Regions from separate parts of the Homo sapiens genome. Here region 1 is linked to region 2. A link is a loop called in an ENCODE intact Hi-C map of the cell type or tissue named here. Cell type or tissue: right lobe of liver. All regions are shown on one strand. Links, peaks and the distances in the headings refer to the core of each region. The heading gives the core; the rest is flanking DNA. Region 1 overlaps TESC (tescalcin). Region 2 holds the start of LOC105370010 (a long non-coding RNA gene).

The links. Peaks named below come from ENCODE experiments on the same cell type or tissue, not always from the same donor. Only the 100,000 strongest peaks of a DNase experiment are listed, where the experiment ranks them.
Region 1: a loop joins it to region 2, with 1.8 times the contacts of the local background. A loop is called at or near these places in 5 of 110 quality-filtered maps.

The regions. Positions count from the first base shown.
Region 1 is chr12:117,043,796-117,052,121 of GRCh38, forward strand. It overlaps TESC (tescalcin), which reads right to left. Exons shown (of 8, transcript NM_017899.4): 4 at 5,224-5,363; 5 at 2,982-3,043; 6 at 2,764-2,871. Among named protein-coding and RNA genes, the nearest start is that of TESC, 51 kb to the right of the region's middle. RefSeq lists a silencer at 7,029-7,323. In right lobe of liver, for the core only: no CTCF peak of the experiment used is centred there; a DNase peak (open chromatin) is centred at 4,486; H3K27ac peaks cover 742 bases.
Region 2 is chr12:117,116,547-117,124,872 of GRCh38, forward strand. The region is part of intron 2 of TESC-AS1 (TESC antisense RNA 1); the gene reads left to right. LOC105370010 (a long non-coding RNA gene) reads right to left here and starts at 4,491. Exons shown (of 4, transcript XR_945398.3): 1 at 4,304-4,491. RefSeq lists an enhancer at 1,947-2,541. In right lobe of liver, for the core only: a CTCF peak has its summit at 3,370 (motif pointing left); no DNase peak of the experiment used is centred there.

The sequences.
Region 1 (8,326 bases), core at 257-8,256, 73 kb before region 2:
CGGCCCTGAGTTGGGTTCTAGTCTCTCTCCTGTATTACAGATGAGGGACACAGAGGGAGCTGCCTGTCCAGCTGGGAGCATCTAGCTGCCTCCAAGTCCTTGAGGGCTGTTTCTACTGGCAGGACTTTGCAGGCTCTTTAGTTTCCTCTTTATACTTAAAAAAATTTTGGCCAGGCACAGTGGTTCACATCTGTCATCCCAGCACTTTGGGAGGCCAAGGCAGGAGGACTGTTGGAGGCCAGGAGTTCGAGACCAGACTGGTCAACATAATGACATCTCTTTTTAGCAAAACATCTCTTTTTTAAAAAACTTTTAAAAATTAGCTGGGTGTGGTGGTGTACACCTGTAGTCCCAGCTGCTCCAGAGGCTGAGGTAGGAGGATGGCTTGAGCGCAGGAGATGGAAGCCGTAGTGAGCTATGATCACACCACTGTACCACTGCACTCCAGTTGGGGCGACAGAACGAGACCCTGTCTCTTAAAAAATAAATAATAAATTAAAAAAAAAATGAAACCCAGCAGTTCTCGGCTAGCCTGGGCCAGCCCTGTCCCTAATGGCTCCTTCCTCCCTGTCTTCCCACTCACGGGCACAGTGGCTGCCCTCCCTGCCGGGCCTCCCTAGGTTCCCAGGCTGGCCAAGGGGAGCTAATTATAGAAAAGGCCCCCATGGCCAGAGTCTGGGGCTGGAAAGGGGGTGATCGGTGCAAGGAAGGAGGGCGGGGAGTTGGGGGAAGCAGCCCCGGCTGAATGCCCAGTGAAGCAGTCCCCCCATCAAGCATCCATGGGTGTGACCTCCTGAGAAAGCACTCTCAAAAGATCCACAGGCCGGCGCGACGGCTCATGCCTGGAATCCCAGCACTTTGGGAGACCAAGGTGGGTGGATCACTTGAGGTCAGGAGTTCGAGACCAGCTGGCCAGCATGGTGAAACCCCGTCTCTGCTAAAAATACAAAAATTAGCCGGGCGTAGTGGCACACGCCTGTAATTCCAGCTACTCGGGAGGCTGAGGCAGGAGAATCACTTGAACTCAGGAGGTGGAGGTTGCAGTGAGCCGAGATGGTGCTACTGCACTCCAGCCTGGGCGGCAGAGTAAGACTTGGTCTCGGGAAAAAAAGAAAAAAAAGAGAGAGAGACAGATCCGCCTCAGTCAATAACTGCCTTTGGAAGTCCATTAAAGTGGGGACCAGGGATTGTTTGTCTTTGGCGGATGGCACGGTCAGAACGGGAAGTGTCCTCAGAGGCTGGGAGGGATTGAACCGACGCAGCTGCCCCTTGCCCCCAGCTCAGGCCGCATGCACAGCTCGGTCTGGGTTTATCTGGCCGAGGTTTACACCAGAAGGTATTTTAGGAGCACCCGGAGGACCCATGAGTGAAGAAAGAGGTGGAGATGAGCCCTCTGCCTTGCAGCCGTCTTCCTGGTTCCAGGGCTACCCCCACCTCATGGGGGCCCGTAGGCAGCGGGTACGCCCCGGAGCCCGGCCTCCGCCCCGAGATGCCTCTGCTTCCCAGGCTGCGGGGGTTTTATGCAGATCAGCAGCTGGCAGCTGCCAGCAATTTCACTACAGCAAATTAAGAAAACTGTCGCCAATTGAAACTGGAGTGGGACAGGGAGTAATTTGAACAAGGAGAGTGTAATTAAATCAAATGGGAATTTGGCCCGACAACCCGGCGGGGGATCCCTGCTCTCCCCACCGAGGTCACAAGCCCTCTCCCGTGGTGGTTAGTCTGCTGAGTGCGGAGGTTTCACCCAAGCCAGAAGCTTCCCCCTGGGCTCCAGAGGCAAACAGATAAAATACACGTCAGGAAACCAACCGACCACAGCCCCTGCCCCTGGGGGCAGGCCCAGGCCGGTGGCCTCATGTCCCTCAAGGACAGGCTTGGGGCACAGAGAGCAGGATCCAGCATGAACGCCCCTCCACTCCAGGCTGGGCAAACACAAAGCCGTCAGGGTGTCTAGAGACGCAGCCACTTTAGACACACAGGGGCAAAGGGCTGACTGCATCAGTGGGGCCATCCAAACCCCTCAGGGAACACACGACACCCAGGTGGTCACCTGCCTGCCTGAGTGGTCCCCAGAGGCTTAGAGCCTTAGGGCTGGGGGCTGGTGGGGCTGCACCTGTCCTTACAAGAGAAAATCCACCCTGCACAGGAAAGATCATAAGGTCTAGAGGATTCTCTATGCTCTCTGAGTCTCAGTTTTCCCACCAGTCAAAATGAGGCAAGATGTAATAAATGATGAACATGGAAAGGCCACTTCCCTCTCTTCTGTGTCATTTACACACCAGCCCCCACCTCGGCTCCTCCACCGGACTCCATGCCATCGGCTCTTGTCAGCCCCCAATAGGGCTCCCTGCTGACCCCTGCCTTCGAGGCCAGAAGTTGCCTCTGAGTCATTTGTTAAGAAATAAACCAATTAAGGCCAGCCTGTGCCATGTGCTACCTAGGCCTGGCCCCAGGGTCAAGTGCTGCTGTGAGCACTGACTGAGGCCGGGGTGGGGGATCAGGGGGCTATGCAGGTGGGGGCTCCTGGACCCCAAAGCCTGAGATCTCGAACTCTGCTTCCCTGCCTTATGCAGCTCTCTGGGGACTTGGACCTTCAGTCTCCTGGGGGACAGGAAGGGCTGGGAGAGGTTCCTGAGCCCCACAGGCCACAGGTAGAGCAGGTGGCAGAATACACCTGGCCCCTGCCCCATGAGGCCTTCCAGAAACGCAGACCATAAGCGGGAAAGGCACTGCGCGTCTCGGGAGGGCTGCAGGGGCGCTCACCATCTGCCCCATGCACACGCTGGCCGCCTCCATCATGGCCCCGTCGGCGATGGAGCGAGCGGACTCCTTCTCGATGTGAGGGTTTCCCGACAGCAGCTCCTCGACCACCTGCCAGGTGGGGCGGAAACAAACGGTGACCTTGGGCCTCCATCAGGGTCGTGGGGGGCAGAGGGGGAAGGCACCAGGAGCCCCGGGCGGGCCAGAGGAGCATACTTTACATTTCGATATTCTTCCAGAGTGATGCGGCCGTCGCTGTCCGAGTCGTACATGTGGAACAGAACTAGGGTGGCAGGGGAGAGAGGGGACTCCGTCAGGCGGGGCCTGGCCCCTGCCACCCCCTGAAATGTACACTAAACTAAGCAAAAGACACCAATAACCAAACCTCAATGCCAAAGCCAGAGGGGTCAGGGCATGAGCTGTGGGACCAGACTGACTACTTCCTACTGGGTGACCTTGGGCCCGTGACCTAACTTCTCTGAGCCTCAGTTTCCTCATCTGTGAAATGGGAATAACAACAGTGTCTACCTCGTGGCCTTAGGAGGGCTGGGAGCTAGCGCTGTGGCGTTAGGGCCTGGCAACTGCCCCGTGAGCATGAATATCACGACAGTAAGCGTTACCCGTTAACACAAGTCAAACGGTGTCGAGTTCAAAATATTGTTCCCACAGCCCTGGAGGGCACCATCATCTCACCCATAGCAGGTCACGGTCCACAGTGCTTCTGATCTGGGCCCGACTGATCTAACATGGGCAGCCCCAGGCCTGGCATCAGGGAGGCGATGGCCGGGAGGGGGCCTCTCCATGTTGTTCCCAGCACGGCCTTGGGAGCTGGAGCTCTCCCAAGTCTTCTGTGTTGGCATTTTTTTTTTTAATGTATTTATTTTTTCAAGATTTAGTCTCGCTCTGTCACCCAGGCTGTAGTGTAGTGGCACGATCTGGGCTCTCTGCAACCTCTGCCTCCTGGGTTCGAGAGATTCTCCTGCTTCAGCCTCCTGAGTAGCTGGGATTACAGGTGCACGCCGCCATGCCCAAGTAATTTTTGTGTTTTTAGTAGAGACAGGGTTTCACCAGTTGGCCAGGCTGGTCTCAAACTCCCAACCTCAAATGATCCACCCACCTCAGCCTCCCAAAGTGCTGGGATTACAGGTGTGAGCCACCGTGCTCAGCCGGCATTTATTTTTTATTATTGTTATTATTTTTTTCAGAGATGGGGTCTCACTCTGTCGCACAGGCTGAATGTAGTGGTGCAACTGTAGCTCATTGCAGCCTCCATATCCTGGGCTCAAACTACCCTCCCACCCCAGTCTCCCGAGTACCAGGGACCACAGGCACGCAGCACCACTATGCCGTGCTCATTTTTTTATTTTGTAGAGGCAAGTGTCTTTCTCTGCTGCCCAGGCTGAGCCCTGAACTCGTGGCTTCAAGTTATCCTCCCCACTCAGCCTCCTAAAGTGCTGGGATTACAGGAGTGCACCACTGAGCCCAGCTGGCATTTACTGAACACTGACCAGATGCCCAGGTGTGCAAAGCGCTTCACAAACCTCTGTCTCCCTCTCACCCAACCCCAAGAGGCCAGGGATGCCTGAGCCCTGCCTCCCAGACAGACTGTCAAAGCTCACGGAAGTTAAGGCGTTTGCCCACGGCCACACCACTAAGGGACAGGAAACCAGGGATTTGGACCTGAGTCCGTCCTGTTCCACGCCCCTTGGAGCAGACAGGAAGCCAGGCTCACACCAGGGATCCACCCCCGCCACCCGGGCTGTTCCCACCAGCCCCGCATACACATTCCAGTGCTAAATATAGCGAAGTCCCATGTTTACATTTTCTTGATGAGGAGGCTGACCTGGGGCGGGACACAGAGGGATGTCAGGAGTCATGGGAAAGGCCACAGGAAAAGGAGATGTGACTCGGGGCACTGCCTGGGACCTGTGCGGCTGGCCAGCTGGGACCACAACTGAACCCACTCGGGAGCCAGAACATAGTGGGGCTGGTCTCAGGAACCCAGCAATAGCACAGCCCATGGAGGAGGGAGAGGAGGAAACTGACTTTAGGGAGCGCTTCCTGTGTGCCAAAGGCTGACTGTGTGATCTTACCCAGCCCTCAGAACCACGCATGATCGGCATACCCACGTTCTGGGTCAAGGTTCAAGGTCACATGGCTGGTGAGACGGGCCACACTGGAACCCAGGTCTTTGCATCAAGGGCCTTGTTTCACATCCACCGCACAACCCCCTTCTAGTCCCAGGAAGCCACAAGCTGCTGAGGAATGTTTAGGATGAAGGTGCCGGGAACGGGAGACAGCAATGCCAGCCTCACAGGGACGAGGGCTGGTGGCCCCAAGCCCTCCAAGCCCCCAAGCCAATGCACACCCAGCCTCCTGCTGCAGAGGCGCCTTGCGTTCTGAGGTCTTAGGGGAGGCTGCACCCCAGGCCAGGTGTGAGCAAGGGGACTCAGTGGCACGCACATCTCAGCTTCTCCTTCCGGGACAGCTCCACCTGTTCCTCGTCCATGGTGGTGTCGATGGGCCGGAAGTAGGACATGATGGTCAGGAAGTCCTCGAAATTGATCTCATCAGCCAGGCCACTGGGTCCCTTGCGCAGGTTCCTACGGGAGCAACAAGGAGGGTGTTGGAAATAAATGAAGAACTGGATCTTGTCCTCTTGCTACCATTAGCTCCCGAGAACTCCGCTCTCAGGGTGCACACTGGACCCACGATGGCTGCTCTCGCCTTGCGTCTGTGCCCCAAGAACCTGCTTCGTGGCGGGGCTGCAGGCTCCGGAAGCTGAAAGCTCAGCCCTTGCCCTGCCCTCACGGAGCTCATCATCAGGGAGGTGGAAGAGAGAGAGACAACTGCGTGACCGTTGATTCAGGCGGTGACAGAGGGATGCGTGGGTGTGTGATGGTGCACACAGGCCAGCACTTATGAAGAAACCAAGCAATCCAGTAACTCACTGAGTACATCTCCTGATCCTTTCCTTTAGCTCAGGGGTTGGCAAACAGCCCATAGGCCCAATTTGGCCTGTCATCTATTTTCATACAGCCCCTGAACTAAGAAGACTTTTCGGGCTGGGTGCGGTGGCTAATGCCTCTAATCCTAGCACTCTGGGAGGCCGAGGTGGGCAGATCACCTGAGGTCAGGAGTTCGAGACCAGCCTGGCCAACATGATGACACCACGCCTCTAATAAAAATGCAAAAATTAGCTGGGCATGGTGGTGTGCACCTGTAGTCCCAGCTACTCGGGAGGCTGAGGCGAGAGAATCGCTTGAACTCAGGAGGTGGAGGTTGCAGTAAGCTGAGATCACACCACTGCACTCCAGCCTGGGTGACAGAGGGAGACCCTGTCTCAAGAAAAAAAAAAAAAAAAAAAAAGGAAGAAGAGGAAGAAGACTTTTCACAATTTTATCTTAATTTTGTCAGAGTCAGGGTCTCACTCCATTGCCCAGGCTGGAGTTCAGTGGTGCAGCCTCAAACTCCTGAGCTCAAGCCATCCTCCTGCCTTGGTCTCCCAAAGTGCTGGGACTATATATGACAGCCATGTGCCTGGCCGGTTTTCACATTTTTAAATAGTTGAAAAAATGCTTGCCAAAAAAAAAAAAGTCGAATAGTATTTCATGACAAGTGAAAATTACATGAAATTCAAATGTCAGTGTCCATAAATAAAATTTTATTGGCACACAGCCATGCCCATTCATTTATGCTTGTCTGCAGAGCTGAGTAGCTGCAACAGAGACTGCGTGGCCCGCAAAGCCTAAAATATTTACTCCTTGTCTTTTTACAGAAAAGGTTTGCCAACCTCTGCTCGCTCTCACTAGTTCAAAATTTTAGGATGGTGATTGGCTGCAAGCATCTCTAAGTAATCTGTTTATACCCAAATACAAAGTTTGCCAAGGATTGAAAGTTTTGTGGTAAGTTAGGGCAGGTTTGAGACTGGCCGTACAAATGTGCTTTTTGGAGGAGGCAAGAAAGGGCTGGTGTTCTGGGGGATGGGGACACAGGGAGTTCATGCCCCATGCCCGGCACACTGCCTGACACCCAGATGAGGGACTCAGAAATGTGTGGTCCAGCTCAGGTCTTGGCAGTTGTTAATAGCTCGGAGGCCAGGCGCAATGGCTTACGCCTGTAACCCCTGCACTTTGGGAGACTGAGGCAGGCCAATTGCTTGGGCTCTGGAGTTCAAGACCACCCTGGGCAACAGGGAGAAACCCTGTCTCTACAAAAAATTAGATGGGTGCGGTGGTGTGCACCTGTAGTCCCAGCTACTTAGGGGGCTGAGGTGGGAGGATCACTTGAGCCCAGGAGGCCGAGGCTGCAGTGAGCCAAGATCACGCCACTGCACTCCAGCCTGGGTGGCTAAGTAAGACCCTGTCTCAAACGAAAGAAACAAAACAGCCTGGAGATGACTCCAAACCCAAGCTCCTGACCCACTGTCGTCAAACCCTTATCTCTACTGGACTGTGACCATGAGCGCCCGAGGCTGCTGGGGCAGGCTGTCATATGGCTGGCAAGCTCAAGTTTCTGCCACAGCCTCTCACTGTGGCCCTTCGGAAGGGGCAGTGCCTAGCTGGCCCGGGGTGGCTAACAGTTAGTGGTTAGTGCTTGGATATGTTACTTGGGTCCCACCCAGGGCACGACTGCACCTCCATGTAAAGGAATATGTTTGCAATTCTCTCTTTAGAGGTTCATCTACTACTCCTTTTCAGCACCCAGCAAATACACTAACACCCATACGACAGCCTCTAAGTGTCCTGGGAACTCCCACTTTTTTATTTTTCTCTTCCAGGAGATTTTCCAGGGAGAGGTGGGGTCCCAAGTCTGGATTAGGGAAGGCGGATCAAGAAACTGCCCATCTGCGGGATGAGATCTGTCCTTCCCTGGGCTCAGGAAGCCCCATCTTTATGTGTTTTCACAGGTCTCTCTTCTCTCTTTTATCGTATGAAGCTCCCCACCGCTCCTGCCACAGGCTTTAATAACCTCAAAGTTCTCACTGTGGGCGGCAGAGACCAAATTTACAGAGCATAAAAATAGCCCCCGGACTTATCGGGCTGCTCTGAAAGCCCTTCCCACAGCGACTGGCTCACACGTCCTTCCCAAGTGGTTTAGGCTGCAGCAAGAGGGATTAAGATTAGCATGGGTGAAAATGTGATAGACCCCTGGGGAAGGCAGGTGTGTGTCCTTCTCTGGGAACCTTGTGACCGGCACTGCTTCAGCCTCAGGACCCAACTCAAGGAAGGAGGGTCCCTTCCCCTCCGAGTGCTCCCGCAGGTCTGAAGAGACCAACATTCTGGTCTCCAAAGGCAATGACAGCCAGTGCCAAAGAAACCCAGACAGAGCACCTGGAACCAGCCCCACTTGCTCTCCACTCCATTTTTTAAATAAAAGTTTATTTATTTATTTATTTTTTAAGAGATGAGATCTCGCTATATTGCCCAGACTGGTCTTGAACCCTGGCCATACGCAATCCTACTGCCTTAGCCTCCTGGAGTAGCTGGGATTACAGGTGCGTGCCACCACACCCAGCCCTCTAACTCCCATTTCTAAAATGAGCACCAGGATGAAGATCAGTGGA
Region 2 (8,326 bases), core at 196-8,195:
GATGGTCAAATGCCCAGGAATGTACTGTGCATAAGAGCCTGCCTATGGCAAGTAATAATCTGAAACAGTATTTTTGTAGTTTTTTAAGAGACAGGGTCTCCCTCTGTTGCCCAGGCTGGAGTGCAGTGGTGCCATCGTGTCTCACTGCAGTCTCCACCTCCCAGGTTCAAGTGATCTTCCCACCTCAGCCTCCTGAATAGCTGGGACAACAGGCCCGCACCACATTGCCCAGTTGTTTTTTTTTCATGTTTTATAGAGATGGGGTCTAGCCTTATTGCCCAGGCTGGTCTCGAACTCCAGGCCTCAAGCAATCCTCCTGCCTTGGCCTCCCAAAACATTGGGATTACAGGCATGAGCAACCGGGCCTGGCCTAAACGCGTATTTTTTATTGACTTTATATGACATTTATTTTTCCAGTTTTATTGATTTATAATTGACAAAAATTGCATATATTTAGGGTGTATATTGTGATATTTAAATATATGTCTATAAGTGAAATGATTATAATAGATAATTATTTCTATGATAATTAACATATCCATTAATATATCCATTTCAAGATAATTCACGTATCTATCCCCTTATATGCTATTTGTGTGTGTGGTAAGAACACTTGAGATCTAGTCTCTTAGCATATTTCAGGTGTACATTATTACTAATTACAGTCACTAATACAGGCCTCAGCCACTATTCTTAGTCTCAAGAACACACCTCCGCCATGCTACTGTGATCACTAGGTCTCTAGCACTTATTCATATTATGCTGAAGGTTTGTATCCTTTGACCAATATCTCTCCTCTCCCCCTGCCCCAGCCCCTGGTAACCAACATTCTACTGTCTGCTTCTATGAGTTGGACTTGCTTAGATTCCACACATAAGTGAGGTAATGCAGTGTTTGTGTTTCTATGTCTGCCTGATTTCAGTTAGAAAAATATCCTCCAGGTTCAGCCACAGTTTTGAAAATGGCAGGATCTCCCTCTTTTTTTTTTTTTTTTTTTTTTTTTGGAGACAGAGTCTCGCTCTGCCCCCCAGGCTGCAGTGGCACAATCTCGGCTCACTGCCACCTCCGCCTCCCAGGTTCAAGCAATTCTCCTGCCTCAGCCTTCCGAGTAGCTGGGACTACAGGCATGCGCCACTATGCCCAGCTAATTTTTGTATTTTTAGTAGAGATGGGGTTTTGCCATGTTGGCCAGGCTGGTCTCAAACTCCTGACCACAGGTGATCCACCTGCCTCAGCCTCCCAAAGTGCTGGGATTACAGGCATGACCACTGTACCTGGCCAAGGATCTCCCTCTTTTTGAAGGCTGAATAATATTCCTATGTGTGCGTTTCACATTTTCTTTATCCATTCATCTGTCGATGGACACTTAGGTTGTTTATCTTGGCTACTATGAATGATGTTGCAATCAACATGGAAGTGTAGCTATCCATTCAAGAAACTGATTTCATTTCCTTTGGGTAGATGCCCAGAAGTGGAATTGCTGGATCCTATGATAGTTCTATTTTTAATTTTTTGAGGAACCTCCACACTGTTTTCCACAATGGCTATACAAATTTGAAACAGCGTTTTAAGTTACCCATTTAAACTGTTACCCTTTCCTTCTTCCCTCACCCCCCACCCCACATCTCTCTAATATCTCCACTAAAAGCTCACAGCTCCTGGTAGGGACCACGATTTAACCTTGGCTTGACTTAATCTTTGCCCTCTATCCCCATAATTTATTTCCAGTCCAGAAAAAAGCCAGTGGTCACCTGTTGGGATTTTGGGCAAGTTCTGGGTTGAAATTCTCCTTCTTGTAGATTACAAGAGTTCTAGGCCAGGCGCGGTGGCTCACGCCTGTAATTCCAGCACTTTGGGAGGCCGAGGCACATGGATCACCTGAGGTCAGGAGTTTGAGACTAGCCTGGCCAACATGGTGAAACCCAGTCTCTGCTAAAAATACAATTAGCTGGATGTGGTGGCACATGCCTGTAATCCCAGCTACTCAGTAGGCTGAGGCAGGGGAATCACTTGAACCCAGGAGGAGGAGGTTGCAATGAGCCGAGATCGCACCACTGCACTCCAGCCTGGGCGTCAAGAGTGAAACTTCATCTAAAAAAAAAAAACAAAGAGTTCTAGAGTTCTAAAACTGTGATGTGCATAACATTCCCCTGGAGCCTCTGGTGTCGCAGGAAGGGTTGGGGACTCTGGGGTCAGTACCTGTTAGAAACCCCCAGGTGATGGTGAGGTTGGGGTGAGCAGGATGGCAAAATACTCTGCCCCCCACTGCTGGGAAAGGGATCTAAATCCAAGGGCCGCTCAGGGACTTCGCAGCCCCTCCCCTGTGGGCCTCTGCTCTTTGTCCCCATCCTATTGTTAAGGCCAGATGGCCACCCTTCAGCAAATAGTGGGAGGTGGAAGTGGCAGATTAGAGACCTCTAGACTCCAGCTAAAGCCTGCTCGTTGGGGGTCACCCATCCCTGTCCCACGCCTGCCTCAGCGTCCAGGCTGAGTGCCGCCCTCTCTGGAGGAACCAGGGTGGGCCACCTCAGTGAACCGGGGTGAACCGGCAGCTGTGGCTGAGCCAGGAGAAAACTCACACTCCCTCCAAGCTGCTGCTGCTGCTGGCTGGAAGCAAGGCTGGGATGCTCTGATGTCACCAGAAAGCGCCTCCTGTCAGGCCTCAGCCACTATTCTTAGTCTCAAGAACACACCTCCGCCTGTTAGAAGTCTCTCGACTTCAACAAGCTCTTTATAAATAACTTAGAAACTGGTAGTGTGCAGGGCTGCTGGCTAAGAACTTCTTTCTTTTATGCAAGATGTTCCAAGGGCCTCAGTGGTAGGCACACCTCGCTCCCGGGGAGCCCTGTAAATGTTATGATCTCAGGAACGGACGCTTCCATCCATGGGTGCTGCTGGCCCAGCTGTGCGCTAAGTGCCAAGCAGTTTCACAGGCAGTTCCAGAGCAGCTGGACGACCTGGATTCAAATCCTGGCTCTGCCACTTCCTGTGTGAGCTTGGGAAAGTCGCTTTGCTTCTCCTTGCCTCTTTGACTGCATCTACAAAACCAGGGCAATGAGAGTTGCGACAGCCCTGGGCTGTAGCAAAGAAGAAAAGAACTGAAACACACCAAGTGCTTAGAACAGCACAAGCCAGCAGCCGCCTGGGTGTCTGCCACTATCTTACTGTTGCTACTGATGTCCTTAGGAAGCACTTGTCCAGGAGAGACCTTTATCTCCATTTTATCCACAGGAAACAGAGACTCCTGCCCTCAGGTTAAATGACTGGCCTCATTCACCCGCCCTGTTGGTAGCCAAAGCAGGACTTGAACCCTAGTCTATTCCACTGGGAATCTCACGGTAAATTATAAAACTCTGCTGCCCCCTAGAGCATGAGGAGGGATCAGGCACAATCAAGACTAGCGGGGCTTCTCACCTGTGGGAACCTGTGACCAGCAGGAAAATCACTCCCTGGACACTGCTGGGGGAGCCACCCTCCTCCACCATCCTCCTCCAACATCTTGAGACCTTGGGCAGCTCAGTGCCCCCTCACTGAGCCTCAGTTTCTTCATCAATAAAATGGGTTTATAGTAACAGCATCTACCCTGTAGAGTAGTATGACAATTAAAGGACATGAGCTTTTAGGCCAGCCGCAGTGGCTCACACCTGTAATCCCAGCACTTTGGGAGGCAGACACAAGTGGATCACTTGAGGCCAGGAGTTCGAGACCAGCCTAGGCAACATAGAGACCCTGTCTCTACTAAAAATACAAAATGTAGCTGGGTGTGGTACCCTGTGCTTGTAATCCCAGCTATTCGGGAGGCTGGGGCATGAGAATAGCTGAACCCGAGAGGCAGGGGCTGCAGTGAGCTGAGATCGCACCACTGCACTCCAGCCTGGGCGACACAGCGAGACTCTGTCTCAAAAAAAAAAAAAAAAAAAAAAAAGGACGTGAGCTTTTATAAAGGCACCCTCTCCCATTTTTTTCTCTGGCCACATTGGGGTGAGTCCCATCAGCTTCCTGGATAAGGCAGGCCCCCTCCAAGACCAGCTGACCTCTCCAAGATGTGCCAGGGCTGCGGTCGCTCACGTCTCCCTCCAGGTCACCTTGGGGACTTCTCAAAACTTCATCTTTGGCACAGATTCCCTGGTGACTTGAGCTGGTTGTTTATGTGCATAAATGTCCCCTTACCCCACTGATGGACGTTGAGGTTCTTCTGATGTCCTCCCCGAGCAGGTGTTCCAGCAGGGTAACTGCTGAACCTGATGTTTCTTCTCCTCCCCCTCACCACCCACCCACCCCTAGTCATTGTGGAGCCACTCACTTGGCATGGAGAAGCACCATCTGGTGGCTTTTTCCAGGCGTTTTCCATATTTGCTATGGGACACCACGCTTGGTTGAATTCACAGGAGGGCCAATGCCTCTGGGGGCCTGGAGTGACGTGCTGGTTCCAGGAGGGAGTCAGGAATAGGAGATCTCCATTTCTCGTGTTAACACTTCCTTGCCAGGCCCCTACCAGACAATGTAAGAGGAGGAGCTCCAATGTGATGCAATCGACAGAGGGGTGCATCCTGCTCAGAAGGCAGGGGAGGCTGGGCGCGGTGGCTCACGCCTATAATCCCGGCACTTTGGGAGACCAAGGCAGGTGGATCACTTGAGGTCAGGAGTTCGAGACCAGCCTGGCTAACATGGTGAAACCCCGTCTCTACTAAAAATATAAAAACTTGCCAGGCATGGTGGTGGGCACTTGTAATCCCAGCTACTCGAAAGGCTGAGACAGGAGAATGGCTTGAACCCGGGAGGCGGAGTTTGCAGTGAGCCAAGATCGCGCCACTGCACTCCAGCCTGGGGGACAGACCAAGACTCCATCTCAAAAAGTGGGGGGGAAGGCAGGGGAAAGCAAACAGTATGCCTGGGCTAGTAATTTATTCATCAGACTAGAATGAATTCCCTTCACCTCACTTTTCCCCCCTCTCCTGTTGGTGCATCCTACAAAGGCCAGTTTTTAAGTTCTCCTTTTTGGAAATCTCCCACTGTCCTCAACTCAGCAGCCTTTTCCTTCTCTGAAATGCTACAAGAGTAAGAGTAACAGGAAGCCGGGGGCTGCAGGATCTGCGGGTGCTATGGAACAATGTATCTATGGGTCATGTCCTTTGCGGAGGTGGTGGGGGAAGAAGTCAGGAGAGAAGGAAGCAGTAAAGGCAGATGGCACATTCACTGGTAAGGCTAAGAGGAAAAGGGAGGCCTGAGATTCACAATAGGGAAGAATTAGGATTTCTGTCATCAGACCCAGGGAATCTGGACTTTGAGAGTACTGCCCCACATGGAGGGAGAAAGGGCCTTGATATCTGCCATCAGCACAGTGACTATAATTAGGGCTCAGCTGAGGTCCTTGAAAAAAATCCATTCTTCCTTCCTGGCCAAGTAGCAATTTGCAGCGTTGTGTACTTGGTGGGCACCGCCAAGTTTCTCAGGATGGCACAGTGTATTCCTTAGTCAGAATCTTTAACCCCAGAAGGTTTAGCATTAAGTACAGAAAGGATGAAGTAATGCAAAGTCATAGCTTCCTTTTTTTTTTTTTTTTGGTCCTGTATTATATTGAAAAGTAATCTACGTATATTGGTATACTTTTCTATTTTAAGGGTTTGAAATGTTTAAGAGAATTTGGCATCGTCTAACAGAAAGGCCTTGTGATTCCAATTTCAAATGAATTGAGTAATCAGTTATGGCCAGATATTTTTGTAAATTGTGGTAAAATATACATAACATAAAACTGACCATCTTAACCATTTTCAAGTGTGCAGTTCGGTGGTAGTAAGTATATTCACATTGTTGTGTCAGCCAGATTTTAAGCTGGAAGTTATATGAGAACTTAATATTAAGTTTGTAAACAGAACACTACTCTTTAAGAGAACTTAAAATTTGCATATTTAAAGTTCAATTTATTAGATGTATAAAAATTCATAATGAAGTACTTAGGAAGGTTCTGAAAAGTGCTTAAGAAGAAATCAAATATATTAAATTCATTAGTATACTTAAAGTATTTAAGGGAATTTATTGAAGTGGCTTTAAAAAACCCTTTAAAAGGCTGGGCACGGTGGCTCATGCCTGGAATCCCAGCACTTTGGGAGGCCAAGGCGGGCGGATCACGAGGTCAGGAGATCGAGACCATCCTGGCTAACACGGTGAAACCCCGTCTCTACTAAAAATACAAAAAATTAGCCAGGTGTGGTGGCGGGCACCTGTAGTCCCAGCTACTCGGGAGGCTGAGGCAGGAGAATGGTGTGAACCCAGGAGGCGGAGCTTGCAGTGAGCCAAGATCACGCCACTGCATTCCAGCCTGGACGACAGAGTGAGACTCCATCTCAAAAATAAAATAAAAAATAAATAAATACATATTTTTAAAAAACTATAAAGTATCCCCTGAATAATCTTTCACAAAAGGCTTTGAGAGCTGAATGTGGTGGTGCTCACCTGTAGTCCCGGCTACTCCTGAAACTGAGGCAGGAGGATCATCTGAGCCCAGGAGGCCACCCTGGGCAACATAGTGTCCCTGTCATCAGATCCAGGGAATCCGGGCTTTGAGAATACCACCCTACGTGGAGGGGAAAGGGGCCTTGAAATCTCACTATAATTAGGGTTTACAATCTCACTATAATCTCATCAGCACTGTAGTTGGTTTTTTTAAATTTTTTTTTAAAAATGGAAAGCCATTAAGGCCACCAGTACCCCATGCTGACAAATCAAACCATTTGTATATAAAATACCTCATGACTGAGTGGTTCCCAGACTTGAGTGTGTCTCTCAGAAGCCCTTGGAGGACTTATTAAAATACATGTCACTGAGCTCCAGCACCGGAGCTTCTGATTCAGTGGGGCTGGGTTCAGAAATCTGCATTCCTGACGAGTTCTCAGGTGATTGCAGTTGGTCTAGGAAGAGACTTTGAGAAGCACTGTGCTAAACGCAGAGAGGTAGTGTGTTCCCACCATCATTCTCCGTTATCTGAGCTGCCTTTCTTTGGGCCTTGATTCCCCTATCTCTAACGTGAGAATAACATAGTAGCACTTACCCTGCGGGGCTGCTGGGAGGATGAGAGATATATATGTGAAGTGCCTGGCACGTGCTGGGCTCACTGTGTGTGGTAAATATGTGATATGGTTTGGCTGTGTCCCCACCAAAATCTCACCTTGAATTGCAATAATCCTTGTGTCGAGTGCAGGGCTGGGTGGAGATAATTGAATCATGAAGGCAGTTCCCCCACACTGCTCTCGTGATAGTGAATAAGTCTCATGAGATCTGATGGTTTTATAAATGGGAGTTCCCCTGCACAAGCTCTCTTTCCTGCTGCCATGTAAGACGTCCCTTTGCTCTTCCTTCATCTTCCACCATGATTGTGAGGCCTCCCTAGCCATATGGAACTGTGAGTCTATTAAACCTCTTTCCAAGTTACCCGGTCTCAGGTATGTCTTTATTAGCAGCATGAAACGGACTAATACAATATGACTCCATTACCGTTACATGCCCAACATGGCTACATAGCCTGGGTGTCTTTTATATGTTCCATGCACCTAGCATACTGCTATGCACTTGGTAGGAGCTCAAAAAATATGAATGTAGGTAGAGTGAGTTCCAGGCAAAGGAAACAGCCTGTGCAATGGCCCAGAGGCAGGAGGGTGTAGGGAAGTCAGGGAGCCTCTAACTTGTGGCAGAGGCAGAGTCTGTGTGCAGGAGGGTAATACACTGTGCTTAAAAGTTTGGACTTTGTTCTAAGGGCAACAGGAAGCCATCAAGCAAGGGAGTCATTCCAAGAGATACAGATTTTAGAAAAACCAGGTAGGAGGCAGGTGAACTTGCCAAGGCAAGAGACAGTGGTGGCTTGGACCAGGGTGGTGGCAGTGGGGAGGCACAGAGGTCCAGTGTGGTCCCTAGAGCAGGACAAGGTGATGGATGAACCTTGAAGGGTGAGAGAAGGGGTGAGCCCCAGGGCTCATTTTGATGAACGAGAAAGAGTTTTATCTGCATTCAGGAACTCAACGGACTCCCTTAGGGCATTTGCCAGAGTGTGAGGCCAAATAACTGATTTCCTTCCTAAGACCCTGCCAGTCTACTCAGTGAGTCAACCTCCTCCGGTGTTAGAAACAGCCACCAATGTAGAAATGGCAAGTTGCTCGCAACCTGGATGGTTCTAGGCCTACGTGGGCATAGCTGGTCCTGATCCATGGGCAGCAGGAGGAGAGTCCAGGTTTGGTCTACAAACAATAGCCCCAAGGCAGTATTTCTGAAGCCATGGCCCCTCTCCCAGCCTGCTGTGTTCTTGTGGATTGCTGGCACATTCCACCAAGGCAGT